Regions from separate parts of the Homo sapiens genome. Here region 2 is linked to region 1. Evidence: chromatin loops called from intact Hi-C (ENCODE). Cell type or tissue: dorsolateral prefrontal cortex. All regions are shown on one strand. Each heading gives the region's core, and the rest is flanking DNA. Links, peaks and the distances in the headings are about the cores only.

Region 1 (14,935 bases), core at 2,431-10,430:
ATCTGTTCTCAGGCAGCCCTTGCGTGCTCTTCCTTACCCACCACCTCCACTCCCAGCTGTTCAGCCTATGCTAACCAGCCCAGCCACCAGAAGCTCTTGCCCCCAGAGTCCTAGGTGGAGAGTTTGACAGTAGGGGCTTGTTTACCCACTGGGCCTGGGCCATACTATTGGTCACATGTGAAATTCTGAGTCTTCTGTTGATCTTAGACAAGTGATCTACAGTAAGGTTTGCCTGGATTCCATCTAGCTACCACCATGGACCCTTGGTCAAGCGTTTCAGTTTTGTAAAACCTTGGATTTCTTTGTTATGGAGCAGGCACCTCTCTTGCTCATGGGGATGTTGAGTTCTGTGGCATCCTGAACAGGAACTGGGTTCAATTCTGCCACAGCTTCTCAATGATTCTGTGGCATGGCTGTGAAACATTTGCAGGGGCTTTGAGAGGCTCACTTGATCCTCACAATAGTCTAGTTAGAGACTAGACACATGGGAGGTTTCATCCAGGGGTACAAAGCTGTCCTGGCATAGCTACCTCCATTGGATACTAGGTCTGGAAGGTTTGTGGTACACAGAGCCAGTTCAGAGCTTGGAGGAAAGTCGACTATGAATCAGGAAGACCCAGGGTGGAGAGGAGGAGTAGTCGCCCAAGGTCCTTGGCCATTCCTATTGTGTGTCCCTGGTGAGTCAGCTGATGCCCAGAGGGAATGAGACCAACATAGAGCGATGAGGCCAAGGAAGTGATAGAAACTTCTGCTATGGAGACTGATCACAGGGGCCCTACTTTAACTTCCCTTCCACTATTCTACCTCTTTACCTGTCCTGGGGCCTTGCCCCTGAGATTGTTTTCCTCCATCTTACCTACTTTTCAAAAGGGCACATAGAGCTACAGCAGTGCTTATCTTTCCATTGTTAGCTTAGCTTGGCCTTGAGGCACTGCAGGATTCATGCCCTAGAAGGCCTCATTGTTCAATCCTGGGGCTCCCCACAGCCTTATGGGAGACCACGTGGAGGTCAGCTATGATGCTTTCCTGCTGCTTATTGTGGGTATTGCCTTTCAGAATGAACTGGACAATGTCAGAGCCCAGCTTTCCCAGAAAGGTGAGTTAGCAAGAGACGAGGGGTGCTGGGAAGCCCCTGACTTGGATGCTGGAGGAAGGGGGCCCTAGGAGGAAGGTTTCAAACCGTTTGGGAGAGCCAGGGCCTTTCCCTGCTTTGTATGTCCAAGAGTCCTGCTAGCTGTTGTGGTGGGCAGAAAAAGAGAGGGAAGGGAGGTGACTGAAGCTGTTCACCTAGACCAGGTGAGCCTCTTGTCTCTGAGTGCAGCTTCTTGCCCAGGAACCAAGATGGGAGGGGGTTACCTGATGGGACTGAATATCTTCGGGAGAGGGCTCAGCTGCTGAGTTTGGCTGGAACCTGCTTGAGTCCTGGGTTGATGAACTAACTGGACCCATGGCAGGTAGGGAATGGGCAGTAAAATATTTTCCTAAGTAGTTCAAGCAGCAGAAGGTGGGCTTTTCCCTGAATGAAGGCTCTGGCTCAGCTTCTCTGGTTTGGCACATCCCAGAGAAAGAAGCGGGCCACCCAGCTTTCAGGCCTGAGCCTTGTTTCTCACCTGCCTAAGGGATGAGGCACTGAATCCAAGGGCCCAAGTTCTTCTGCTGATGGATGGACAGGCCTTTCCCTTTCCTCCGCCCTCTACCCCTGCTCCAGACAAGGAGAAACGAGACAGCCAGGTCATCATCGACACTCTGCGGGATACGCTGGAAGAACGCAATGCTACTGTGGTATCTCTGCAGCAGGCCTTGGGCAAGGCCGAGATGCTGTGCTCCACACTGAAAGTAGGTCCTCAGGTTTTATGGGTACAGAATTCATAGGGAGGTATTGCCCCAGAACTGGACTCCCCATTCTGGGCTTATCTTCTGGTTCTGCTCCAGTCATCACCTTGGTTTGGGGAGTTGTAAAATAGAGGCAAATCACTTCTTCCCCTTGCCCTTCCATACTGTACCCATCCATCCCATAAGAAAAGGGCCATATTGGCTATACTTGTGGGTTTTGTACTAGGTAGTTTGAAGAGTCAAGGCCTTCCCAGTACCTCACAGAGGGGATGCTCAACTAAGACCTCAGTGAGGCTGGGCCATATTTCCGAAAGTGGTTCATACTCTACTGATGAGGCCAGCCTGAAGAACCTTCCATTAGCACTCTAGTCCTTGGCTGGGCTGCTCTCCTGAGCCAGATCAAACAGCATCCTAGGGAGGAGCAAGGGCCTTTGAAGTCAGCTGTGCTGAGCTGACCAACCAGATCAAAGTCTGCAGAGTGAACAGCCTTAGACCCAGATGAATTTTGCATCAGCCTGGGTTGGTGAGCCTCTTGCTCTCCAAGGGGCATGAGAGGCGATTGATCTGAACCCACGATTGATATTCTGGCCTTGTAGGCAGGAGCAGTCCTTGCTGGATGCCATTTGAAAGGGAAAGGGAGCCATCCTTGTGAACAGACAAGGCCCCAGGATATTCATTGTCTCTGTTCCTGCTTGGGGGCTGGGCTGGATCACATGGTCTGGCTGGTGGGAGGGAGCAAACTGGCACCTGGCTGCAGAGCAGGAGTCTCTCATGGTATTCTCAGGTCAGAGACAAGTGGTCTTAGGCTGAAGGCAGCCTGGCCAGCTTCCCCTGGCTCAATTATTCATTCTTGGCAACTGTCCATGGGTCTGGGTGTTGGATGGTGAGGCCTGGGTTTGTGCTCTGGACTTCTTCAGCCACCTGCACAACATGTACCATGAGGCCCAGACCACTGGACCTTGGCAGCCCACAGTGGGCCTGTAAATGCTGGCAGTGGGCTGTGTCTACTGTAAGATACCTTTCAGGAGGAAGCAGGCAGGGAGGTGAAGAAGCAGCTGGCTTAGAGCCTTTTAGAAGAAGAAGCACAAGCGAGAGTGGGACCCAGGAGCTTTACCTCCTGGGGTTTGGGAGTACATGGTTATCAGCATTTTCAAAACATAAGCTGCAGAGAGTTCTGGAGCAGAGTTTTCCTAGTGACTTTAGCAATGGCTCCTGAGGGCCTCCAAGCATCAGGTATGGGTGTATTTGCTCTTCAGAAGCAGATGAAGTACTTAGAGCAGCAGCAGGATGAGACCAAACAAGCACAAGAGGAGGCCCGCCGGCTCAGGAGCAAGATGAAGACCATGGAGCAGTGAGTTTGGAGCTGGGTCCTGCACTGTGCCTTTGCCCCCAGGGCCTGCAAGTGGTACAGTTCTTAGGACTGCAGCAGGGAGTGGGATTGGGTCATGTCCGAGGCTCAAATCTCCATAGGCCATGGAGGGCTCAGGTCAGCTGGGTGTGGGCACAGATCTTAGCCTCTATGAACTCTTCCCCCATTCCAAGGAATGGGAGCCCTTGCCACATTCCTCCCTGTCTCTGCTGCCTGTGGCCAGATGACCTGGTGGGTCTTTCCTTCCAGAAACCTCTCTCCAGGAAATCCCTGACCTTGAGACCCTCTTTCAGCACCTCTTCTTTCTCAGCAGCATCCTTGGAGCTATGCTCATCTCTGCCACAGGGCCTTTCCTTGGGCACACCCACCTACTAAAGCATCCTGGCAGCCTAGCCTGTTACCTTAGCAACGGCAGCAAAGGAAGGCAGAGCGGCACTGGGTACCTACCCATCAGCCTCCAGATTGCAAATGCCGTGGGCTGGGTGTATTTTTCAGGATTGAGCTTCTACTCCAGAGCCAGCGCCCTGAGGTGGAGGAGATGATCCGAGACATGGGTGTGGGACAGTCAGCGGTGGAACAGCTGGCTGTGTACTGTGTGTCTCTCAAGAAGTGCGTACTGTGGCCCCTCTCAGCAAACACAGGAGATAGGCCATGGGGCCCCAGCCGTGTCATTGCTCCCCATCTCTTGTAAAGCAGATGGAACTAAGGGGCAAACTCTGGAGCCATGCTGCCTTTGTTTGAACCCTGATTCCACCTTTCAGCAACTATGTGGCCTGCTGCCAGTTTCTTGGCCTCTTTGACCCTCAACTTCCTGAATGGAAATAGTAGTAGACCTGCCTCATAGGATTGTTGAGGATTTAGTGTGAATCTTAAGTGCTGTTTCTAAGGGAGTTGACCTAGCTCTCTGGGCTATAAGCCCCATTGTGATTGATATGTAGAGCCTGTTCCCCATTAGCACTATGATCCTGCCTGGCTGGGATCAAACTCTACTCATATTCTTCACTCTGGTGGGTGTAAGGTTGGCAGGAAGGGTGGAGGGCCACTTAGCTGAGAGGCATAGAGGGTCCAAGATGCCTCCTTTAAGACCAGGTGGTTTAGGGAGCCCCCTAGTGAGACTGGGGCTTTCTGCATGCCCTCTCAAGTCACCAGTGCCTGCAGGACAGGCAGGAGGAAATAGTCACTTCCTTGCATTCTCTGCAGGACCCTCCACAGTGCCACCTGGTACTTGTTGGGCTCAGGTGTCAAAGTAGGAATGAGAGTGAGTTGAGGGGTTGGGCAGTGCTTTGTGTTAGATTAGTGCTGTGGCTCAGTCTGACCTGCAGGTGTTCTTTTCTGGCATCTCTTTCCATGGCCACATTGCAGAGAGTACGAGAATCTAAAAGAGGCACGGAAGGCCTCAGGGGAGGTGGCTGACAAGCTGAGGAAGGATTTGTTTTCCTCCAGAAGCAAGGTAACTTAGCAGTGAACAGAGGTTGAAGGAGAAGTGGCTCTCCTTTTGTCATGTTCACTCTGGTCTCCTGAGCAAGGCCATGGGACCTGATGGCACAGCTGACTCCCTGGGGCAGCTGGAGGACTTACAGAAATTTGTTACCAGTCCTTACTGGGCATTGGCCTGAATATGTGGCTTGTCCACTAGGGGTGGACAGATCACAGAGGTATCCCCCAACATGTGGACACTGATGCTCCCCTCTGCTCTTCCTGGCTCCTGGGTACCTCTCAGCTGGCTGGAGAGCACAGGCCTCAAATGTGACAGCATCAGAGGCCTATTTTTGTACCACATCTGGAGTAGAAGGGCTCCTGGAACCTGATTCGGTCAGCACAGCTGCTTTTACTTCTGGCATGGTGCATCCACAGGCTGCAGGATGTAGGAAGCAGCCTTTGCTTCTAGGCAGCTCCGGATGTGCATTGCCAGACTGAGGCCTAGCCTCAGAGAGCTGGGATCTCTGCCCATATCTCTAGTCTCTTCTGGGCTACCTTGATCACTCCCTGGGGAGCAGCAGGAGGGGGCAGGGCACAAGGCTACCACTTGGCTTGTCTTTCATTCCCTACACTTTCTTATAGTTGCAGACAGTCTACTCTGAATTGGATCAGGCCAAGTTAGAACTGAAGTCAGCCCAGAAGGACTTACAGAGTGCTGACAAGGAAATCATGGTGAGGGACATCCCTGGCTTGACAGGAATGAGGGGTGGTTTGTGTGCCCTCCCAGAGCAGGGCTGGGCTATCTCTGCCCAGGACCCTTGCACCAGTCAGTGGTGGTTCTGGGCCCCTGCATCCTCCTGGGTCAGGGTGTGCCCCTTGGCCCTGGTCCGGACTGGAGCCTGGGCCTCCTCAACAGAGGGCAGACAGAACCATGAGTCTTCCCTCATAGTCTGTCCTGCACTTACATCCCTGAGGTCCCTTATCAGAGGAGGGGCTCTACCTGGGGCTTGGCCTCCTGAGCCTAATGATGAGGTATCAGGCCTTGCTCTGTTCCCAGTGGGCTGGCCTTTCATGCATGCTGCTCATGTCCTCTGCATTATCTCCGGACTTGATGCCTCAGCCTTTCTCTCACACACTTTTCTTTCCCTCCCCAAGAGCCTGAAAAAGAAGCTAACGATGCTGCAGGAAACCTTGAACCTGCCACCAGTGGCCAGTGAGACTGTCGACCGCCTGGTTTTAGAGAGGTTTGTTGAGCCTTGGGCGGTACAGGGGTCACAAGGTGGGAGAGCTTTCTGGTAACAGTCTTTACTCCTCCTGGCTTTGGTGGGGTGGGTGACCTCTGTGGACCTGATGTCTGCAGACAGCCTGCCCTGGGAGCCAGCCAAGATTTAGCTGGCAAGCAGCCTTGAAGCAAATTAGGCTCTGACACGGAGAGGCCAGAGAAGGCCAGAGGACCTAGAAGTGGTCTGAGAATAGGGCAGAAGCACTGACTGTCTTGGGGCATCCTGTTTATGGAGTAGCTCCCCACATTTATCTGTCCACCCCAGATTTTGAAACAAATATGAAACCACTGTAAAATAATTCCCTTAGTGCCAGGAGTGCGTGCTTTAAAGCTGCCAGCAGAGGGAGCCACGAGGCAGAAGGATTGGTGTCCCTGCAAGCATGGGCATCCATTTCTGCTCCTGAGAGTTTCACAGAAGCAGACTAGCTGAGAGCATCCTCAAGGCTACCTCCTGCCTGCCAAAAGTCCCCAGCAAGGACCCAGACAGAAAGCACACAACTCCTGTCAGTGGCCCCAGTCTTTTTTTTTTTTTTCCTTTTTCTTTTTTTAATGGAGTCTTACTCTGTTGCCAGGCTGGAGTGCAGTGGCACTATCTCGGCTCACTGCAATCTCTGCCTCCTGGATTCAAACAATTCTCCTGCCTCAGCCTCCTGAGTAGCTGGGATTACAGGCGCGCACCACCACGCCTGGCTAATTTTTTGTATTTTAGTAGAGACGGGGTTTCACCATGTTGGCCAGGATGGTCTCGATCTCCTGACCTCGTGAGCCACCTGCCTCGGCCTCCCAATGTGCTGGGATTACAGGCGTGAGCCACTGCGCCCAGCCCAGTCTTTAATCTTTTTTTTTTTTAGATGGAGTCTCACTCTGTTTCCCAGACTGGAGTACAGTGGTGCGATCTCGGCTCACTGCAACCTCCGCCTCCCAGGTTCAAGCGATTCTCCTGCCTCAACCTCCTGAGTAGCTGGGATTACAGGCATGTGTCACCATGCCCAGCTAATTTTTGTATGTTTTGGCAGAGACGGGTTTCACCATGTTGGCCAGGCTGGTCTTGAACTCCTGACCTCAAGCAATCTGCCCACTTGGGCCTCCCAAAGTGCTGGGATTACAGGTGTGAGCCACCGTGCCTGGTTGCTTTTGTTTACTTTCTTTACCTCTTCAGGGTGCTGGAAGGCCTGGACTCCTACAGCAGGTCCTTGATGAGTGCCCACTGCATGGCAGACCTTCTCTGTTCTCTTGGAGCTTATGTTCCAGTGGGATAGATGAGCTTGGAGCTTAGATGGCTAAGCCCACAGCCAACCAGCTATATACTACATTATAGAATCTGGTCTGTAGCTCCCAGTTGGGGACGGGCCCACCTCATTCTGAGTAAGCTTCATGCCAGGGCCTGCAGCCCATCTTGGTACAGGGAGGACAGCAATGGTCTCCCTTGGCTTTCAGGCCAGCAGGACACTAAACTTGACAAGCCTTCTTCTGTAAGCTGGGCTGGGCTTCTCATCAAGCCACATGAGGATGACTTCATTCATTTTTGTCTCCAGTATTTTTCTGGGCATAAATATTGAAGTGGTTGGCTGGGTGCATTGACTCATACCTGTAATCTCAGTGCTTTGGGAGGCCAAGGTGGGAGGATTGCTTGAGTCCAGGAGTTCAAGACCAGCCTGGGCAACATAGTGAGACCCTGTATCAAAAAACTTAAAACTTAGCCAAGCATGGTGGCACACACTTGTAGTTCTAGTTACTCAGGAGGCCAAGGCAGGAGGATCACTTGAGCCCAAGAGTCGAGCTATGATTGTGCCACTGCACTCCAGCCTGGGAGACAGAGTAAGACCCCGTCTCTCTTGGAAAAAAAAAAAAAGTCCGGGCGTGGTGGCTCACACCTGTAGCCCCAGCACTTTGGGAGGCTGAGGTGAGTGGATCACCTGAGGTCAGGAGTTCGAGACCAGCCTGACCAATATGGTGAAACCCCGTCTCTACTAAAAATAGAAAAATTAGCTGGGTGTGGTGGCAGGCGCCTGTAATCCCAGTTACTTGAGAGGTTGAGGCAGGACAATCGCTTGACCCTGGGAGGTAGAGGTTGCAGTGAGCCGAGATCGTGCCACTGCACTCCAGCCTGGGTGACAGAGAGACTCCGTCTCAAGCAAAAACAAAAAAAAATTACGGTGGCAGGTCTGTTTGTTTTTAGCAAAAGCCCTTCTTTTAACTAGGCATTAGGCAGCACCAGCACAGTCTATTCTTGTGTTTGTTTGTTGGTTTGTTTGTTGGTTTGTTTGTTTTGAGATAGGGCCTCATTCTGTTGCCCAGGCTGGAGTGCAGTGGTGTGATCACAGCTCACTGCAGCCTCAACCTCCTGGGCTCAGGTGATGTGATCCTGCCTCAGCCTCCTGGGTAGCTGGGACTAAAGTGCTGGGATTACGAGCGTGAGCCACCATGCCCAGCCTAGGCACAGCCTCTTCTAAACTCATAGCCTCAAACTCTCAAAAATAGTTGTTGAATCCTCAGCAACGGCATTGCCCTGTCTTCTTTGTGTTCTGATGGCAAGACCCTCAGAACTACAAGTGACCTCAAAGACTCTGCCTCTACCTTTCTCCTGTGACTGCTAATGTGTTACTACAGAGGTCTGGAAGAAGTCTTAAGTTTTCTTGGGCCACCTACTCGGGAGGCTGAGGTGAGAGGATCACTTGAGCCTGGGAGGTCAAGACTGCAGTAAGTGATGATCACGCCACTGCACTCTAGTCTGGGCGACAGAGTGAGACCTGTCTCAAAAAAAAAAAAAAAAAAAAAAAAGTCATGTCAAGGAAGATGGAAGAGTAGAAAGCTCCAGGAATCCATCTCTCCATGGCAACAGTTGATCTGGTTGAAACCATCTGAAGCAACCACTTTGGAAATCTGGTCTAGTAGAACATTTCCAGTATCCAGGGGAGAGGGTGATGAAGAAGCTGGTAAACTTCAGTAAATTTTCACTGTTCTCATAGCAGCTCCACCTCCTGGGCTCAAGTGGTCCTCCTGCCTCAATCTCCTGAGTGGCTGGGATTGACTACAGGCATGCACCACCACGCCCAACTAATTTTTTGTAGAGGCAGGGTCTCACTTATTGTCCAGGCTGGTCTTGAACTCCTGGCCTCAAGCGATCCTCCTGCCTGGGCTTCCCAAAGTGCTGGGTTACAGGCGTGAGCCACCGCTTTGCTTTGCTTTGCTTTGCTTTGCTTTTTCTTTTTCTTTTTCCTTTTCTTTTCTTTTCTTTTTTTTGAAACAGTGTCTTGCTCTGTTGCCTAGGCTGGAGTACAGTGGTGCAATCTTGGCTCGCTGCAACCTCCGCTTCCCGGTTGAAGAGATTCTCCTGCCTCAACCTCCCCAGTAGCTGGGATTATAGGCACGCACCACCATGCCCAGCTAGTTTTTTGTATTTTTAGTAGAGATGGGGCTTCACCATGTTGGCCAGGCTGGTCTTTAATTCCTGATCTCAAGTGATCTTCCCACCTCGGCCTCCCAAAGTGCTGGGATTATAGGTGTGAGCCACCACACCCAGCCACCACCATTTCTTAATTTAAAATTAGGAAAATTAATAAATCTCTGGCTGGATATGGTGGCTGTACTAAAAATACAAAAATTAGCCAGGTGTGGTGGTACACGCCTATAATCCCAGCTACTTGGGAGGCTGATGCACAAGAATGGCTTGAATCTGGGAGGTGGAGGTTGCAGTGAGCCAGAATCGTGCTACTGTACTCCAGCCTGGATGACAGAGCGAGACTGTCGCAAAAACAAAAACAAAAAAAAATTAAGAATTTTTTTTTTTTTTTTGAGATGGAGTCTTGCTCTGTAGCCCAGGCTGGAGTGCAGTGGCACGATCTCGGCTCACTTCAAGCTCCGCCTCCCCGGTTCACGCTATTCTCCTGCCTCAGCCTCCCGAGTAGCTGGGACTACAGGTGCCCGCCACCACGCCCGGCTAATTTTTTGTATTTTTAGTAGAGACAGGGTTTCACCGTGTTAGCCAGGATGGTCTCCATCTCCTGACCTTGTGATCCACCCACCTCGGCCTCCCAAAGTGCTGGGATTACAGGTGTGCGCCACCGTGCCCGGCCAAGAAGTTTCTTAAGTTTTTTAAGAAGCTTCTTAATTTTTATAACTTTTTACTGCAGCAGTATTTTTTATTGTAGTAAAATATAAACAAAACTCACCATTGTAACCATTTTTAAGTACATTTCTGTGGCATCAAGTACATTTAATTGCTGTGCAACCATCACCACCATCCCACTCCAGAATGTTTTCATCTTCCCAAAGTGAAATTCTATACCCATTAAACAATAACTCCCCTTTCCCCTTTCTCCTCAGCTCCTTCACTTACCATTCTTTCTGTCTCTATCAATTTGACTACTTTAGGAGCCTCATATAAGTGGACTCATACAATATTTGTCCTTTTATTACTGGCTTATTTCACTTAGCATAATGTCTTCAAGGTTTATCCATGTAGCATGTATTAGAATTTTCTTCCTTTTTAGGGCTGAATCAGTAATCATATTTAATTTTTTTTTGAGACAGGGTCTTGCTCTGTTGCCCAGGCTGGAGTGCAGTGGCACGATCTCGGCTCACTGCAACCTCCACCCCCTGGGTTCAAGGGATCCTCCCACCTCAGCCTTCCAAGTAGCTGAGATTACAGGCATGTGCCACAATGCCCAGTTAATTTATTTAATTTTATTTTTTGTAGAGATAGAGTCTTAATATGTTGCCCAGGTCAGTATTGAACTCCTGGCCTCAAGCCATCCTCCCACCTCAGCCTCCCAAATTGTTGGTATTACAGGCGTGAGCTACTGTGCCTGGCAGTATTCATGTTTTAAATTTGCAAGCATTCTTTCTTGCTCTTTGAGTATGTCTGTTTTGCAAAGCATCATGTTCTTGTTTTATGGTCTCATATTTCTGTTTGTCTCAGAGTCAGTATTTGTGCACCATGGACTTTTTCCTGGGCTCCCCTCCCATACCTGGTGGTCCTTGGCTACTTTGGAGGCCAACCTATGTGGGTAGGGTTTGGGGGGGATGTGCAGACTGCTGGCATCATGTTGAGTCTTACCTGAACCCAGGATGCAGAAGGCTTTACTGTTGGGTCCAATAATATTGGCTGCCCTAGGTCATTGTACATAGTTTGTTTAGTGTCTTTGAGAAAAGCTCTTCTATTTATTGGCCCAGGGCAGCAGCCTAACTGCCTAGTGTTCTACCAATGCAGATTAGGATGGGGTGGAGCCAAGCTCACAATTTCATCAGTGTTCCAGTTTTCAGGCCTGTTTAATGCTTTTGCAAGGCCCTCCCTTTCCTTCATGGACCCCCTCCTTGTGGGTTCTGGCTGCTGTGTCAGTCTCTTGTCCCCTGGCCATGCTTTGTCTCCCAGAATTTTTTGGAAATCTCTGGGGGCTGATGGTGGTTGCCCCTTCTACTTGTTGCAGTAGGATTACCCTTCATACCTGTCATTTTAGGGAGGCATCAGCATGTAGCCACCACCCCCAACTACAGAGTCAATGTTAGGAAGATCTCTCTCATGGGCCCCAAGGGCCCCTGAACTCCAGGCTAGAGACAGCCAGGGAGACCTTTCCTTAGGGTAGGGTAAGGCCGCCAGGAGCCATGAGTTCATGGAGGAGATGTTGACTAATCCCATGCCACGCAGGCAATGGGCTGCTCAAGGCCTTAGCTCTGTTCTGGAAAGGGGAGCTTTGAGTGTCTTGCCTGGCTCCCTGAGGCCTCTGGCATGAAGCCCTGTAACTTGACCATGGGTGGGTGTCCCAAGGGTGATAGTGTCACTCAGGAGGGCCTCAAGCCAGCCTCAACCAGTGAGGGAAGGACTACTAAGCCCTAGGTTCTTTCTCCTTGTAGGACAAACAGAAAGTGGGAAGGAAAGAAAGTGGACCCCTGGCAGAAAGGGAAATAGGCTTCAAGCTCATGAAGGAAGAAGAATATAGAAACAGTCTAAGACAAGGCCGGGCGCGGTGGCTCATGCCTGTAATACCAGCACTTTGGGAGGCCGAGGTGGGCAGATCACGAGGTCAGGAGAGCGAGACCATCCTGGCTAACACGGTGTAACCCCATCTCTACTAAAAATACAAAAAATTAGCTGGGCGTGGTGGCGGGCGCCTGTAGCCCCAGCTACTCAGGAGGCTGAGGCAGGAGAATGGCTTGAACCCGGAAGGCGGAGCTTGCAGTGAGCCGAGATCGCACCACTGCACTCCAGCCTGGGTGACAGAGCAAGATTCCGTCTCAAAAAAAAAAAAAAGAAACAGTCTAAGAGAGGAAGAAATGTGTCCATATGATCCAGATGTGGATATGGGGAGTGAGGGAGGCACCGTGAGAACCTCCTGAGTCTTGAGTTTAGTGTTGTGGATGACCAGGAGGTGCAAGTGAATAAGCCTGGCTTGCCTTGAGCTTGGGCACCACTAGGCAACGCCTTAGGGGATGGCTGGGAGTAGAAAGTCCTGCCTTGAGCCACCTGGAGGGTAAAATTTACAGGACCCAGCGAGATCCTGCCTTCCTCTTGAGTTTACCTTTCCTAACCTGAGCCTCAACTTGCTGGGGTTGGTAAATGGTGGCAGAATATGGATACTGCAAAAAAGTTGGCATGAGTGGTCCTGGCTGCTGTGGTTCCCAGAGGAGGAAGCAAAGCAGCCAGCCTAGAGTTGGTTTGAGGTGGGTTTGTGCAGTCTTCATTTTAACTTGCAGGCGGGGACAGAGGTAGAGCTTCTAGGGTCCTGGACAGGGAAAGGAAGAAATAGTCCAGGCTGCCTGGATTGCTTAGCCACCCAAATCAATGCAGGTAGGCTTCCTCCCTCTGATGTGTACACCCCAGTGGAAGTGGGATTGTGGTGCAGCTCTGAAAAGTTCCTGAGGAAGGAAAGAGAGAAGGCATCTTTGGAGCTACCCTTGCCATTCCCCAGGGTTCTCCTTGTATGACAGGAGGTGGGGAGCCCTGCCAGGTCTGGGTGGGCTGGAAGAATCCTGTCGGCTGTAGTTTTAATAGAATAAAACTTCACTCCCCACCCCCCACCCCCCCCCCCCCCCCGTGTTATAAAAGTAAAAACACACTCATTGAGAATTTGGAAAATAGGGAGTTATCATAGAGGTACTTATGGTTGACATGTGGAATATTTCCTTCTCCTTTTTCTGCATGTGGGAGTGGTGGGGGGGTGCCAAATCATGTAATTGCACTATACATGGAGTTTTGTGTGCTTTTTAAATTAAATTAAATTTAAACTTTTTTTTTTTTTTTTCCTGAGACGGAGTCTTGCTCTGTCGCCCAGGCTGGAGTGCAGTGGCGCGATCTCGGCTCACCGCAAGCTCTGCCTCCCGAGTTCAAGCAATTCTCCTGCCTCAGCCTCCCGAGTAGCTGGGACTACAGACACAAGCCACCACACCCAGCTAATTTTTGTATTTTTAGTAGGATGGGGTTTCACCATGTTAGCCCGGGTGGTCTTGATCTCTTGACCGCTTGATCCACCCGCCTTGGCCTCCCAAAGTGCTGGGATTACAGGCGTGAGCCACTGTGCCTGGCCGAGAGTAGGGCTCTCTTGAGGGGTGGCCTTGAGTCAGGAGTGGGCTCCAGGTCCCTGGAGCTGAGTTATCTCTGATGCTTCAGGAGCTGTTGTCCTGGGTTACCACTGTGGCCCCAAGTAACCAGGTCATCTCTGCCTTCAGCCCAGCCCCTGTGGAGGTGAATCTGAAGCTCCGCCGGCCATCCTTCCGTGATGATATTGATCTCAATGCTACCTTTGATGTGGATACTCCCCCAGCCCGGCCCTCCAGCTCCCAGCATGGTTACTACGAAAAACTTTGCCTAGAGAAGTCACAGTGAGTGATAGTCGCTGGCACTGTCCATGGGCTGGTAGGGGGATAGCTAAGACAGCTCTGCAGGCCCTGTGCTGTTAGCTCTGAGTGGCTGATGGGGCAGTGAGGGTTGCCTAGGCTTGGCCATGGCTTTGGTTCCAGCTACCTCTTGTTCCCTCACCTGAGCACTCAATCTGTGCAAACCCCTTCTCTTTTCTCATTATTCCTCACCATCACCTTTCAAGGCAAACGTATTGGAATGCAAGTTAGAGAGAATGCAGTGATGCCAGAAGGGGTGGGTCTGGGCTGGAGAGGGTGCTCCCAATACCTTGAAGGCCTGCCCACCAGAGTCCTGAGCGAGGGACTCTGAACTTCCTCTTCTATGTTTGCCTCTGAGGCTCATGCCTGAGGGAGGATCATCTCAAACCACAGAGCCCAAGGCCTTACCACCCAAGGGGGTGACCCACAGGGGCAAGCATGAGAAGCTGTCTGGAATTCCAGTGGGGCAGGTGGAACCTGCTCTGGGGTACGGTGGGACCAGAAAAAGGGAGGCTGTCTCCTTGGCCAGCTTTGCCAAGTGTAATTCACTGTGGAGACAAGGACTATACTCATTCATACAGGTACTGTTCAGGTGAGGCTGGTCAAGGGCTGGGCAGGTTTCCTCTTTTTCAAAGACTTTGTACAGAGAGAAAGAAGAGAAAGAGAAAGAAACTGAGATGCTAGACAGTGGAGGTGGAAGGGAGCAAGAGGGCAAGCCAGCTGGGCTGTCCTACCTCCCAAACCTCAGGGGGCATGGGCACCCCTGTTGTAGAGGGCGAGGCCTGGTAGCAATGAGAAACAAACCTAGGACCCGTGGGCTGTAGTCCTCAGGGATCCTGTCAGTGTCTGCTGTGTACTCTGGCTTCCTCCCATTGCCCTTCTTCCGCTGTAAAGGTTGAAGGTGGACACCTGGGGTCTTCAGGCTGCCAGGCCTTTCAGAGACATTTCCACCACCTTCATGGCCTGTGGAGGTAGTGAAGGAGGTAGTGAAGTTCTGAGTCCCTAACTCAGCTCGTCCTTCCTGGAGCCTTGGTTGTCATGTAGCCTTACCACAGGCCGTTAGGGCAGGAGCAGAGGAGTCAGTCATCAGGCCCTGATCCCACTCTTGTCCTTATGGCTTGAGAAGCCACAGGGCCAGCCTTAGATCACCATCTTCTCACCCACCAGGGAAAATGCCAGGAGAGGGTATCCAGCTGCTG
Region 2 (14,935 bases), core at 5,627-13,626, 300 kb after region 1:
CTTGTTTGTTCTATCATCTTTACCAAGTGCCCAGGGAGCTCCCAGAAGCCACTGGAAAAGCTTCTGCCTTCCAGGAAAGATAGAATGGGGTAGGGAATGAGTCCCTGATAGTGAAGCAAGAGCCTTGTGGCAAGGAGAAAGGTCCATAGTGCCAGACACGGTGGCTCATGCCTGTAATTCCAGTAATTTGGGAGGCTGAGGTGGGCAAATGGCTTGAGCCCAGGAGTTCAAGACCAGCCTAACAACATAGTGAAACCCATCTCTACAAAAAATACAAAATTAGCCAGGTGTGGTGGCATAAGCCTGTAGTCACAGCTACTCAGGAGGCTGAGGCGGGAGGATCACTTGAGACTGGCAGGCAGAGGTTGCAGCGAGCTGAGATCGTGCCACTGCACTCCAGCTTGGGCAATAGAGTGAGACTCTGTCTCACAAACAAAAAATTGGCACTTTTTGAGCTCTAGGATGAGGACAGCACTGTGCCAGGCCCACAGGATACAGCAGAAACCAAGACTGCTAAACTCTTCTGCCCTCACTGAGCTTGTGATCTCGAAGTCTGGTCTTTGCCTGTCTGCTGCTCAAACCAGGCCCTGAACCTGGAGAGCTTGACTTCTGGCCCTCAGTACAGGACCACTACCCTGCCCTATAGTGGTGGGTGTAGTCACAGCATCACCAGGCCAGGCCATGAGCACTAAAATCATACTCAGGCATCAGGGTTGTCTGAGGAGAACCCCTCTTGGCTCCTCCAGGTTCTGGGCTGGGTGGTAGCAGGTATCAGTCAGGTAGCCACATCTGGGTTACCACAGCTATGTATGTATTAAAAAACCCCTCCAGCTGGAAGGCCTGGCATGGACATCAGCTTTCTGAGAAGGCAGTCTTTCTGACAATGAGCTGACAGTACAGACTGAAAATTCCTTTTAAGGCTGGGCAAGGGACATCATCTGCTACCAAGAGAACAAGAAAGGTCACATATTCAGCTGAGATTCCAACCAGGCCCACCTTCCATCTCCAGCTCTGCTCCAGGGATCTTCTTGGGGCTCACAGGGTTGGCACATTCGTCTCCTAGCCCTGCATGATCATGAGCCTCTCTGAGGAGGATGGAGTTCCAGGAGTAAGCTCATGTGCTGCCTGAACCCAGGGCAGGGTTTGGGGCACAGTGATTGCTGAGTCAGAGCCACTGGGGTCACACTCAGTACCTTTTCAGCCTCTCATATGCATTCTAATCATTACTTTGGACACAGGAAGGCAGAGTTACCCCCTGCCCCAAGCATACCATGTGCTCCTCAAAGAAGTCCAGGAATACACATCTTCAGCATCCCCCAGGAAACTGTTAGGAAGATGCATAGGAAGAGAGCAAGAGACAGGAGGAAACTCAACAGCCAAACAGGTTTATTTACAGGAATAAGCCTGCGAGGCGTCCCAGTCAGGAGTCTGCCTGAGACCCTGATCGATTACAAGCTGAGGCTTTTATAATAAAGTTTCTACTGGGGAGGGGTTGGGGAAGTGCTGGCTGGCTGGGACTGTTGCGGACTTTTCCAGCTGGGGGTAGATGTAGTTAGGGCTGTTATGCTCTGTTGAAGCTATAGGCAGGGTTGACATTTGCTTTGTTTCTGAGAACACAGTAGCCAAGGTTGTAAAATGGCATAACTATTGTTAGTCCTCATATTCTCCCCCTCTTTGTTTTAATTATCTCTTTGGATAGGGTTTTTAGCAGAGGGGTAGCTACTCGTTCTGACTGCTTCCTGCTGGTTTAGGGGTGATGGTGTGGGGGGAGGTAGCCTTCCTCTGGTGATGAAGTCATTCACTCTTTCTGTGGCAGGAATGCCACCTTTATATGTCCCATTGTGGTGGCCTGAGCAATTGAAGTAACTCTTTCTAAAATGAACTTTTGAAAACAATTTAGTGGCCGGGCGCAGTGGCTCATGCCTGTAATCCCAGCACTTTGGGAGGCCGAGGCGGGTGGATCACGAGGTCAGGAGATCGAGACCATCCTGGCTAACACGGAGAAACCCCATCTCTACTAAAAATACAAATAACTAGCCGGGCATGGTGGCAGGTGCCTGTAGTCCCAGCTACTTGGGAGGCTGAGGCAGGAGAATGGCGTGAACCTGGGAGACAGAGCTTGCAGTGAGCCAAGATCGGGCCACTGCACTCCAGCCTGGGGGACAGAGCAAGACTCCATCTCAAAAAAAAAAACAAAAAGACAACAATTTATCAAGCAGGGTAAAAACAATGAAAGGACTGATGAAAGGGAGTACCCAAGGGAGGAAAGAACTGAAAAAGTCATTGGCGGGTTGTTTGCGTAGACGTTCTGCAATCTTTCTAAGTTTGGATATTCCTTCTTTTACCAATCTAGATTTGTTTGTAAAGAAACAGCATTCTTGGCTGGGCGCGGTGGCTCACGCCTGTAATCCCAGCATTTTGGGAGGCCGAGGCAGGCAGATCACCTGAGGTCGGGAGTTTGAGACCAGCCTGACCAACATGGAGAAACCCCATCTCTACTAAAAATACAAAATTAGCCCAGCGTGGTGGCTCATGCCTGAAATCCCAGCTACTTGGGAGGCTGAGGCAGGAGAATTGCTTGAACCCAGGAGGCAGAGGTTGCGGTGAGCTGAGATCATGCCATTGCACTCCAGCCTGGGCAACGAGCAAAACTTTGTCTCAAAAAAAAAAAAAAAAAAAGGAAAGAAAAAGCATTCTTCTTGCAGGAAGAGGCATAGACCTCCCTTTTTTGCAGTGAGGATGTCTAGTCCCCTATGGTTTTGAAGTACTACTGCTGCAAGGGAGTTTATTTGATCTTGTATGTGATCCAGTTGAGTTGCTATTTCCATTAGTCCCTCTTTTAGTTGGCTAGACAGGGAAACTGAAAAAGCTATAAAGTTGTGGAACTAAAGCCTATTGCAGAAGAGATTCCGAGAGCAGCGAGGATTGGAATTACCTGGATTGCCCTTTTTGTTTTGGGGTGTGTGTGTGTGTGTGTGTGTGTGTGTGTGTGTGTGTGTTTGTGTGTGTAGTGGCAGGAGAAATTCTTGGTCTTTTGTGGCAACAGACAAGGGAGGCATAACTAAGCTAAAGTGCAAGTTCCAGTCCAATTAACAGACAGGCAGTTGTAGAAATTATGTCCACATGAGAAGAAATAAGGGCTGGAGGGGGCTACACAGGCAGCAACATCTGCTTGAAATAATATGTGGTAGTTTGAGGCATCCCGACCTGATCCTCCTTCCCATTCAAATGACACAAAAGAGGAAGCTAGGTGGTCATCGGTTAATAGTTGGAGAAGGGGGTAATGAGTTACCAAAGGTATTTCTGAGAATAGTCTGTGTTCAGATGAATCAAGAAAGAATTGGGTTGGACCCGGAAGGGGAAGAAGTTGGCATTTGGATTTTTCATGTCTACCATAGATATTGAATAAAGGCAATGTATTAGCTGGCCCTCACCCACTGCAAAAATCTGACCCTTGAGGCTGGGTGCAGTGGCTCACGCCTGTAATCCCAGCACTTTGGGAGACCGAGGTGGGTGAATCACTTGAGGTCAGGAGTTCAAAACCAGCCTAGCCAACATGGTGAAACCCCATCTCTACTAAAAATACAAAAATTAGCCAGGAGTGGTAGTGGGTGCCTGAAATCCCAGTTACTTGGGAGTCTGAGGCAGGAGAATTGCTTGAACCTGGGAGGCAGAGGTTGCAGTGAGCCGAGATCTCACCACTGCACTCAAGTCTGGGCAGCAGAGCAAGACTCCGTGTCAAAAACAAAAAAAATCTGACTCTTGGTTACATTCATAAGCATTACTACATATAGGGAGAGAAAATCTTAAGGGGTAAGAGGGCGTGGCTTTGGCTGATGAGTTGGGTCACTGATGAGAATGGGTCACTTGCTCCTGTTGTAGAGGAATAACTACAATCTGTTGTGTGAGAGAGAGAAAGAGGCAGGTTACAGTCCGAGCATTTTAAAGACCCTTCTGGAACTCTGTTTAAGGAGCAGGTGAAACATATAGGGGCCTGAGTAGTGAGTGGAGTGGTGGTTCCTATAGGTCCTGTAACCATGAGGCTTTGGATAGGGGATAAAGTTTTTAGTTGTTTGAGAACGGCCTGATGCACCTTTTTGGCTATGGCTGTGGCAGGATCAGTACTTGGTTCCCAGAATGCAGATCCTAAGGTAGTTTTAGTAATGGTGAGGGTTGCCAAGGAATTGGTCCAGGCTTCTAAAGGTCCAGGGAGATAATGGTATATTGGGAACAAAGGGGGCATGCAGACCCAACAGAGTTCTGTGGAGCCTAAGTTGGCCTGTTTTAGTAAGTTGTAAGACAGCTGCAAGGTATGGTTTAAGTAAGGGGAAGAGTGGTACTAGAAGGAGACAAAGAACAAAAGAAAAAAAGGACATTTGAGATGGAGTGCAGTCTGCAAAAGTTTCCTGCAGCCATATCTCATAAAAGGAGGAGAAATAAATTATGGGGGGTGGGGGGAGCCTGGATACCAGGAAAGGTCTTCTACAAGGCAGCAAATAAAATTACTGAAAGAGTTGGTGGTTAAAGAATTGTGGGGAGTCAAGTGATCTTGAGTTTGGTGGGTCCTGTAAGAAAACAAGAAAATTGAGACAGGTTGGGATTAAGAGGAGGAGCCCTTTTAAGTTTTGAGAAATGTATCCAGGGAGCTATGCCCTTTAATTTTGCTGCAGTGGGGGGAATTGGTGGTTGTTAAAATGCCAGCTTTTAGTAATCTGGTGATGATGGGTTTTATTCCCTTAAGTCCAGCCTGACTGAGGGGATATTGGGGTTGTGAAACAATTTGGGAAGGGGCCTTAAGTTTTATTAGAAACAGCTGGTGGTATATGGCAACAGTGGGCTGAGAAGTGTCCCATACCATTGGGTTAACTCCTTGGATTGAAATTGTTGAGGACTGGGTTTGGGCTTCATTGTTTTCTGGCTGGCAAAGGAGCAAGTATGCAGGCACCTACGGTAAGGCATTCAATTGTAATGTGGCCCCAAATTTGTTGATTATATCTCTTCTAATAAGGAGTGTAGGACACTGTGGAATTACTACAAATGAGTGAGTAAAGGCAGTATTGAATAAGGTGCAGTATAATGGAGGTGTTTGAGAGTGAGCGGTAGGGTGGCCATCAACCCCAACAACAGAAATAGAGGAACAATTTAGGGGTCCATAATACTCTGGAAGAACTGAGAAACTTGCCCCAGTATCCAATAAGAAGGAGACTGGCTTACCAGATGCCATCCCAATTACCCCGGGTTCTGGAGACTCACATGGCATGGGTACAAGCAATCCCGGGCACCGTCAGTCTTCAGCTGCTAGTGTCAACAAAGAGGAGAGGTGTCCCTGTGGTGGGTTTGGGGACTGACTGGAGGATGCTGTTGAATGGGAAGGGCATTCTTGTTGAGAGCAGTCCATTTTCCAGTGTCCCCATTTGCCACATATAGGGCAAGGCTTTGTTGGAGGCCATGGGTTTGGGCAAGCCTTTGCCCAGTGTCCCGGATTGCCACGTCAAAAACAGGTGCCGGGGCCCTGAGAAGGTGATTTCTCCTTGGAACCTCTCTGGAGGGCAATGGCCAGCATCTGGTATTTAATCTTAGCCTGTTTCTCCTTTGGCACTTTATGTTCTTCCTCCCTGTTGTTGAAGACCTTGAAGGACAGATTTAAAAGGTCCCTTTGTGGGGTTTGGGGTCCCTCCTCTAGTTTTTGCAGCTGTTTCCTGATATCTGGTGCTGATTGTGAAATGCAATGTAAGTGAAGATAGGTTTGACCCTCTTGTGATTCAGGGTCTAGTTTTGTGTATTTGAGCATAGTCTCTAATAACCTTGATAGGAAAAGAGCTGGATTTTCATTTGGGCCTTGGGTTATTTCTCTAATTTTTTCATAATTTACTACCTTATCGGCATGGGCACATTTTTCCATGCCAGCCACGAGACAAGTGACCATATGGTTACGGCATTGGGTGCCAGGGTCCCCCTGTTGTTAAGTCCATTCGGGGTCGGCTAGGGGAACAGCAATGGCCGCAACAGGATTATGGACTGTATCCTGCTGATGAAGTGTGTCGGCATGGGCTTGAGCAGCTAGCCAAATATGCTCTTTCTCATCTAGGGTGAGAGTGGCTGACAGGATAACATAAATGTCATGCCAAGTAAGGTTATGTGACTGAGTAATATAAAGAAATTCCTTCTGGAAGTGGGATGGGCCAGTGGAAAAGGAGCCAAGGAGCCTCTCAACCTCCGACATGTCTGAGATTGAAAAGGGAACATGAACCCTGACTATGCCTTCTGCCCCAGCTACTTTGCAAAGGGGAAGGGTGGCCGGGGTCTGATTTTTTTTTTTTTTTTTTTTTTTTTTGAGATGGAGTTTCACTCTTGTTGCTCAGGCTGGAGTGCAATGGTGCAATCTCGGCTCACCGCAACCTCCGCCTCCTGGGTTCAAGAGATTCTCCTGCCTCAACCTCCCAAGTTGCTTGGATTACAGGCATGTGCCACCATGCCCAGCTAATTTTGTATTTTTAGTAGAGACGGGGTTTCTCCATGTTGGTCAGGCTGGTCTTGAACTCCTGACCTCAGGTGATCTGCCCGCCTTGGCCTCCCAAAGTGCAGGGATTATAGGCATGAGCCACCGCACCCAGCCCTGATTGTTTTTTGAATGAGTGACAGGTGGATAGGGGAATGAGAGAGATGGCAATGGTGCTGGCGGCTCTTGGGGAGCCTGGGGCTGGAGATATGGTGGACATTCCTCAGCAGGGTTGAAATTCCTTTCAGGGGCTGAAGGGGAGGGGTGAAAAGGGGACTGGGAGTTTTCGTTTAGCAATAAAACTTGATGAGGGGAGCAAGACTGATAGAGGGAAAGTTTTGAGTGTAAATACATGAAATCTTGGATATAAGGGACCTCGGACCAGTTGCCATTTTGTTGTAAGAAATTGTTAAGATTGCTCGGGCTGGGCCGAGCGCGGTGGCTCATGCCTGTAATCCCAGCACTTTGGGAGGCCGAAGTGGGCAGATCATGAAGTCAAGAGATCAAGACCATCCTGGCAAACACGGTGAATCCCCTTCTCTACTAAAAATACAAAAATTAGCTGGGCGTGGTGGCACGTGCCTGTAGCCCCAGCTACTCGGGAGGCTGAGGCAGGAGAATCGCTTGAACCTGGGAGGCAGAGGTTGCAGTGAGCCGAGATTGTGGAGTGCACTCCAGCCTGGTGACAGAGCGATACTCCATCTCAAAAAAAAAAAAAGATTGTTTGGGCTGGGCATTGTGGCTCACGCCTGTAATCTCAACACTTTGGGAGGCCAAGGCGGGCAGATCACCTGAGGTCAGGAGTTTGAGACCAGCCTGGCCAACATGGCGAAACCCCATCTCTACTAAAAATACAAAAAACTAGCTGGGTGTGGTGGTACACACCTGTAATCCCAGCTACTAGGGAGACTGAGGCAAAAGAATCTCTTGACCCTGGAAGGCAGAGGTTGCAGTGAGCTGAGATTGTACCACTGCACTCCAGCCTGGATGACAGAGCGAGACTCCGCCTCAAAAAAAAAAAAAAGAAAAAAAAAAAACGATTGCATTGAAGTTGGGGCTTGAAAGTGCCACTTTCCGGCCAGTAACTCAGTAACTGACATTATCCAGTTTGTACTGTGGCCAGGCCACGGTGCAGAAGAAAATTAACTGTTTAGGTTTTATAATGTCAGTAAGTCCCAACTGAACGTTGATTTTGTTGTTTTTGTTTTTGTTTTTGTATGACAGAGTTTCGCCCAGGCTAGAATGCAGTGGCGAGATCTCGGCTCACTGCAACCTCCACCTCCCGGGTTCAAGCGGTTCTTCTGCCCCAGCCTCTCGAGTAGCTGGGACTACAGGTGTGCACCACCACACCTGGCTAGTTTTTGCATTTTTAGTAGAGACGGGGTTTCACCATGTTGGCCAGGCTGGTCTTGAACTCCTAACCTCAGGTGATCCACCCGCCTTGGCCTCCCAAAGTGCTGGGATTACAGGCGTGAGCCGCTAGGCCCGGCCTCTCTCAAGACCTTTTGCAACGGAAGTGGGAAGTGATCCTAGACTACTGGCTCCAATTCCCTAGAAAGGGAGCTGGTCTGGCGTGAGCTCTGGACCATTTTGGCAGGCTCCAAACTTGGTTTTGCCCTCTATAGCCTAAGGATGCGACACCATGCGGACAGAAGACAACAGCACCCTCAGCCCTGGCCCTGGCCAGCTCCCAACTGGATGTCCCTGCTGTTCCAATGCATGCCTAGAGCTGTGAAGACTGCTTTGGGAAAGGTGTTTCCTGGGGTTTCAGGGTACCCCCACTCAGGGAAAGAGTAAGTCGCCAGCAGCCTCATCCCACGTCTGCTTCTAGTGCCAAGCAGGGGGACCCAATCACACAAGTGGAGGCACCTCATCTCCATCCAGTACCCTCCCAGATCTCACAGTACCCTATCAGGCTACCCCCTTTAGGCGGTGCCCTCAGGAGCTCTCTGGCTGGAGGAAGGAGAGACAGAGAGGCCCTGCAAGCGCTGAGCTCTATCTATACCGTGTGCAGGTCCCGCGCTGGCTCCGCGGGGCACGGGGCCTGGAGGCAGGCAAACGCTAAGGCGAGGGAGTACGCACAGGAGGGCTCCTTATTGGTTCCCCACCTCTGAATTAAAGGTTTGCTGACTGGGGTCTCGGTAGCGGAAGCCTGGGCCCCAGACTCGCCCCTCTTATTGCCTGCTCGCTTCCCTTGCCTAGGGAGAAGGGCACTGGCGAATCACAGGCTCCCCAGTTGCAGCTACACTCGCCCCGATGCCCTCAGGGACTGTGCGGCAGTGGTGGAGAGAAGACAAGTCTAGTTACACCACCAGCTAGCGGCCGCGCTCGGACTGGCTCCCCGCGGTTGGGCTACTCGCGGGCTTCGCCCCGCCCGCCCGCCGGCCCCACGGCCTTAGCCCTGCCCACAGCCCCGCTCGGCCCCGCGCTGCCGGAGATTTTCGTCCGCTCCCGAGCGGCCTCAGCTCGACCCACGGCCGGCCTCCGGAGGCTAGCGCTTTCCGGGAGCTGGCGGCGTTATTAGCCCCGCCCACAGCCCGACTCTTCAGCCCCGCCCACCGCTGGCGACTTAATCCTCTGGCGCCACCTCCTGGGAGGCCGCGGACACTGTCTCCCTCTTCGGCCCAGAGCTGCTCCTGGCAGTCCACTCTGCTGGGCTCACCTGGGGGGCATCTGGAGCCACTACCAAGGTTGGGAGCTCTCCCTATCCCCAGCCCGAACCTGCCCAAGGCCCTGCGTCTCGCCACACGGAGCCTTCACAGGGACATGGACAGAACAATTCGTCTGACCCGAACTGAGACTCTAGGATAATCGCCACCAAAACTGGGGGTAGTGGGGCTAACCAGGGCCCCAGCAACCCGGTCTTCATGCTGCCCATGCCCTAGGCTGTCCTTAGGAGGGCCCCTCCTGCAGGAGCACCCGAACTCCAGCTGATGGGAGCCCCCACTTTGAACCTCTTGCCGAACCTCCTCTAGATCTTCTAGGGTCCCCACAGGGAAATGGTACCCAGCATTTCTCCATAGGTGCTTCAAATAATTCTTTGCTGCTCTACAACAGGAACAGAATTTCATCATCAGAATTAAACCTGGCCGGGCACGGTAGCTCACGCCTGTAATCCCAGCACTTTGGGAGGCCGAGGTGAGTGGATCACCTGAGGTCAGGAGTTCAACACCAGCCTGGCCAACATGGTGAAACCTTGTCTCTACTAAAAATACAAAAATTAGCCGGCCGTGGTGGCGGATGCCTGTAATCCCAGCTACTCCAGAGGTTGAGGCAGGAGGATCGCTTGAATCCGGGAAGTGGAGGTTGCAGTGAGCCGAGATGGTGCCACTGCACTCCAGCCTGGCCGACAGAGCAAGACGCTGTCTCAAAATAATAATAGTAGTAGTAGTAATAATAATAATAATAATAATAATAATAATAATAATAATAATAAAACCTAAAGTGTTTGGGTCATATTTAGAACTGAACACGCCTCACACTAGCCACAAGACCCAGACCAATAACTCCCTTGCCCTCTCTGGGCCTCAGTGACTTTGCCTCAAGGTAGTTGTGAGGAAGGTGAGCAAAACAGGGAAAGAGTCACCAATGGATTTGGATTTTTAAGATATTGAAATCCCAGGCCAGGCGCGGTGGCTCACGCCTGTAATCCCAGCACTTTGGGAGGCCAAGGCAGGCGGATCACAAGGTCAGGAGATCGAGACCATCCTGGCTAAAACGGTGAAACCCCGTCTCTACTAAAAATACAAAAAAATTAGCCGGGCGTGGTGGCGGGCACCTGTAGTCCCAGCTACTCGGGAGGCTGAGACAGGAGAATGGCATGAACCCAGGAGGTGGAGCTTGCAGTGAGCTGAGATTGGGCCACTGCACCAGTCTGGGTGACAGAGCAAGACTCCATCTCAAAATAATAATAATAATAATAATAATAATAATAATACAAAAAATGAGCCAGGCGTGGTGGCACACACCTGTAGTCCCAGCTACTTGGGAGGCTGAGGCAGGTGAATCGCTTGAACCTGGGAGGCGGAGGTTGCAGTGAGCCAAGATGGCACCACTGCACTCCAGCCTGGGTGACAGAGCGAGACTCCGTCTCAAAAAAAAAAAAAAAAAGGAAATCCCAGCGCTTTGGGAGGCCAAGGCGGGAGGATCACTTACTTGAGGTCAGGAGTTCGAAACCAGCCTAGCCAAGATGGCGAAACCCCATCTCTACTAAAAAAAATACAAAAATTAGCTGGGTGTGGTAGCACGTGCCTGTAGTCCTAGCTACTTGGGAGGCTGAGACATGAGAATCGCCTTAACCCCGGAGGCAGAGGTTGCAGTGAGCCAAAATCACAACACTGCACTCTAGCCTGGGCCATAGAGCAAGACTTTCAAAAAAAAAAGAAAAAAAGAAAAAAAGAAATAGGCCGAGTGCAGTGGCTCATGCCTATAATCCTAGGACTTTGGGAGGCTGAGGTGGGTGGACTGCCTGAGCTCAGGAGTTCGAGACCAGCCTGGGTCACATGGTGAAACCCCATCTCTACTAAAATACAAAAAATTAGCCAGGCGTGGCAGCATGCACCTGTAGTCCCAGCTACTCAGGAGGCTGAGGCAGGAGAATTGCTAGAACCCAGGAGGCGGAGGTTGCAGTGAGCTGAGATTGTGCCACTGCACTCCAGCCTGGGCGACAGAGCAAGACTCAGTCTCTAAAAAAAAAAAAGAAAAGAAAAGAAATAGAGAAATGAAGCTCACTCTTGAAAGACTGATGCTTGAATTGGGCCTTCTTTGCTTTAGGGGAGCTAGGAAAGGGCCTCTCCTAGGAGCTTGTTCAACCTGTGGGCAACAAGGGGAGGCGAGGCTGTGGGCTACAATGAGGTAAGTAGTGTGGAGCCTCCAGCCCCCCCAAGACTGGTGGTATTCTTTTCTTTTTTTCTTTTTTTTTTTAGACAGAGTCTCAGCGTTTCGCTCTGTTGCCCAGGCTGGAGTGCACTGCAGTGGTGCAATCTCAGCTCACTGCAAGCTCCACCTCCGTGATTCATGCCATTCTCTTGCCTCAGCCTCCCGAGTAGCTGGGACTACAAGCGCCCACCACCACGCTCAGCTAACTTTTTTATATTTTTTAGTAGAGACGGTTTCACCATGTTGGCCAGGATGGTCTCATCTCCGGACCTCGTGATCCGCCTGCCTCGGCCTCCCAAAGTGCTTGGGATTACAGGCGTGAGCCACCGCGCCCGGTCCCAAACTGGTGGTAGTATTCTAGAGGCCAGGCTGGCCTAGACACACCACAAGATTTTCCAGCTAACAGCCCTTATCCCAAGACTAGCTCAAAGATCTAGGCCTAAGGCAGTGCCTTTATGACAAGAGAAAATGCAGATTCCTCTAGCATTTTCTAGAGACCAGCACTGTCTCCAAGCCAGGCCAGAGTCATTCCAAGTCAGAGGAATGTGGGAAGGCAGATTCCTGTAGGTCTGATGTTCCTTCTTTCCTACTCTCCTGTCTACGACCCTCTAACCCCAGCTTAAAAGACCTGAGCAGTCCTCATCCAAATCAAGGAACAGGGATCTGGCAGGAGTGCCAGGGGTCAAGGGTCTGCTGGGCTAAACAGCGGATACTACCCCATCCCCCAAAAGAGGCAGGGCAGAGCTGAGGCCAGAGGTCCTTCTGGCCTTAATGTTCTCTGCCAAGACCAAGTATTCCCTTACTTGAATTCAGAACAGTGAGTCCACTCATTACCCAGTGGCTTCAGGTTAGATGTTAAGCAAAAGTTCCTGAGGTCAAGAGAATAACGACGGGGTCATTTCCTGGGCCCCTGCTGCTAGGCCTAGGGAGTGAAGTGTGTGCTGGGGACAGCCTTTCCTGGCACTTAGCATGGTGCACATTCAGGTCCTAACTCCAAGTAGTTGTTGGACCTTCAACAACCCCCCCACCCTGGGAATCAGCTCTTATCTGCAATATCGGACCAGCCTCTGTGGGTCTTTGAGCAGAGGAGCAGGGGTCATGGTAAGGAGCCAGGGATGGCAGAGTTGAGCCCAGAAGAGGCACCAGTTGTTCTGTGACCAATCACTCGATTCTGCCCCTTTGCCCCTTGAAACACAGCTGCTGCATCTCCTGCCGCCCACACTCCGAGCAGTGTCCTAGGACAACCCATCTGCCCCTTCCTGGGCACTGAGTCATGATCAGCCTACCCAGCTGGACTGTCCATCCCAAGCCAGGGACTGAAGGTCACCCCCCAACCCCCAGAACCTACAGGCCAACCAAGGCAGAGCAGCCTGGCCAGAAACCATTGTTCCCACCCCAAGGCCAACACAAACCTGCCTTGAGACTACCTGGGAGACTAGCCAGTCCCAAGCCCACAAGATAATGCAGGCAGGAGGTGGGGTAGAGCTGCAGCCAGAGGTATCCCTAGGTCCCCATCTTCACAGAGACCTGGCCTGAAGGAACCCTACCCAGGAGGTACAGGGGCTGACACACTCTGGGGCAGAAAACCCGTGACACTTTCCCACCATCCTCCTTCCCAGCCAGTCTCACTGGTTTCTCTGCTATCCCCCACCCCTTACAGAGGAGGAACTGAGGATGTAGGAGACTTGTCTTAGCTGATTCACAGGCAGAAGAGGGGTGAAGGGGGCATTACATGTTGGCAGAGTTTCTGGAGTGCACACCCAGCCCTCCCAGCACAGAAATGGTAAGGCTTACATGGAGGCCACTGGGCCAACCCCAAGTGGACCTGGCTGAGTCTCCTCTTCCCCGTCACATGAGCCCCCAACCCCTCATGTCCAGGAACCTCTCCAGATGCCAGGGAAACAGATGCCCAGATGCAACGGCGTTGTAATAAAGACACTGCTTTTATTTAGTTTGATATGTTTCTTTACAGAATGCAGAAAACACATCTTAAAATCATATAGAAGGAAATAAAAACACATCAGTGGTTGGTGAACACTTGAATGTGAGATTGGCTCTCCATCTCACAGAGTCCAACGACCATCACCAGCCCAGCGCTCAGGGGAGCAGGCTGCCTGCAAAGGCATTGTTGCTGTTGTTATTCTGTTCACTGCCCCATCGCCTCCAGTTGCTATGGCAACAGGCCATTCTGGGCCAGCCACGTCTCTGCATGGCAGTGCCCAATGGTGGAGTTGCTAGGGGCGACGGAGCTGTTTGGAAGGCCTTTCAAAGCCCTCACCTGGAACATTGGGAATTGTTTATTTTTTGATGAGGTCATCAGAAATAATCTCACCAGGTCAGATCCCACTTGTGCTCCTGTCTCTGGGGCACCAGGGAAACTCTGACTTGGAGGCATGAGCCCAGTCACCAGTGGTCCACTGAGCCCGCATTTACAGGCTCCCCCACAGGGGCACTGCTCACTCCAGAGTACCCCCTGGGGACTGGGGCAGGGGAGAGGGGCTGGGCCCTGTGGGAGAAGGCGCAAGGGGAAATGCCCTCTGGAGAGCAGTAGGACAGAGACCTCTCCCCCCCTCCTACCAGCCCTCCCCTCCTGAGGCAGCACACACAAATCCTCTGCAAAACAGTCGATATGGCTTAGAAGTAGCTGCTCTGTGTGCAAAGGGAGCCTGGGTCCACCCACCCACCCTCAATCAGGGAATGGATACATTATTGCGAAAGGCATTCCTCCCTAAAAAGTACCCAAAATAACGCTTCAGACATCAAGAAAAGTCATGCTCAAAATGGTTTCTTCCACAGGAGGAGAATCGAAGCAGAGTGGGCGCCCCTGAGTCATGGGACAGAGATGCAGATGGACGGACGGATGTTCTGCTAAAAAAGGCAAAAGAACCCCAGTGTAATTCCAGAATTTAAACCATTAGGAAAAGTAGGGGGAAAAGAATCAAAACAAGCAAAGCCGTCAGTTCCATGGAATCAACACTTAAGAGCTCGTACAAACTGCTGTAAGCATCACCATTTTAAATCTTTTTTTTAATAAAACAATTTGAGGCTGTATAAAAACTTTAGTAAAAAATTAGCTTTGAGAGCTAACAGATTTTTATTATGAACTATTGCTGGCACTCCTCCCCAGCCGCCAGACCTTTTCCAGTAGTTCAGGCCCAAGGCCTGGGACTGGAGTGCCAGAGAAAAGGGATGGGGTGGGTCGGGGCAGGACTGTGGACTGTTAGGACAAAGCGGCCAAGGTCAAGTGAGGAAAGAGCATCACATGACATAAAAATATTGCATCTTCACCAAAATGTCCCCCACTGAGTGTTTCAAAAAACCGTGATATTCCTTTTAGGAGGAAAAAAAAAAACAATGCACAGAAAAAGGGTAAAACAAAATAGGTTGATGTGGTGGAGACCTTTGACCTCCCAGGTGCCCCCACAAGCAGCTGGCCCACCCTGGAGCACCAAAGTTGGGGGCCACAGCCACCACTGCCTCTTGGAGTCCCTTTTTCATGGAAATGAAGACCCCTTGGTCGTGGGCCACTAGTGTACATGGGCTGGAAGTGGGGATGTC

What was found. Hi-C counts contacts between places; a loop is a spot of excess contacts. Peaks named below come from ENCODE experiments on the same cell type or tissue, not always from the same donor. Only the 100,000 strongest peaks of a DNase experiment are listed, where the experiment ranks them.
Region 2: it touches region 1 in a loop (5-fold over the local background); 19 of 110 quality-filtered maps call a loop at or near these places.

What each region holds. Positions count from the first base shown.
Region 1 is chr3:49,830,702-49,845,636 of GRCh38, reverse strand. It overlaps TRAIP (TRAF interacting protein), which reads left to right. Exons shown (of 15, transcript NM_005879.3): 4 at 1,057-1,096; 5 at 1,709-1,836; 6 at 3,090-3,184; 7 at 3,698-3,811; 8 at 4,565-4,652; 9 at 5,264-5,353; 10 at 5,777-5,865; 11 at 13,569-13,721. Among named protein-coding and RNA genes, the nearest start is that of TRAIP, 18 kb to the left of the region's middle. In dorsolateral prefrontal cortex, for the core only: CTCF peaks have their summits at 4,343 (motif pointing left), 6,026 and 6,231 (motif pointing right); DNase peaks (open chromatin) are centred at 3,636, 5,986 and 6,256; H3K27ac peaks cover 3,221 bases.
Region 2 is chr3:49,533,982-49,548,916 of GRCh38, reverse strand. DAG1 (dystroglycan 1) reads right to left here. Exons shown (of 3, transcript NM_004393.6): 3 at 13,302-14,935. Among named protein-coding and RNA genes, the nearest start is that of BSN-DT, 13 kb to the left of the region's middle. RefSeq lists a silencer at 8,725-8,954 and enhancers at 11,161-11,661, 13,181-14,179. In dorsolateral prefrontal cortex, for the core only: CTCF peaks have their summits at 8,882 and 9,094 (motif pointing left); DNase peaks (open chromatin) are centred at 8,186, 8,916 and 13,546; H3K4me3 peaks cover 1,098 bases; H3K27ac peaks cover 3,857 bases.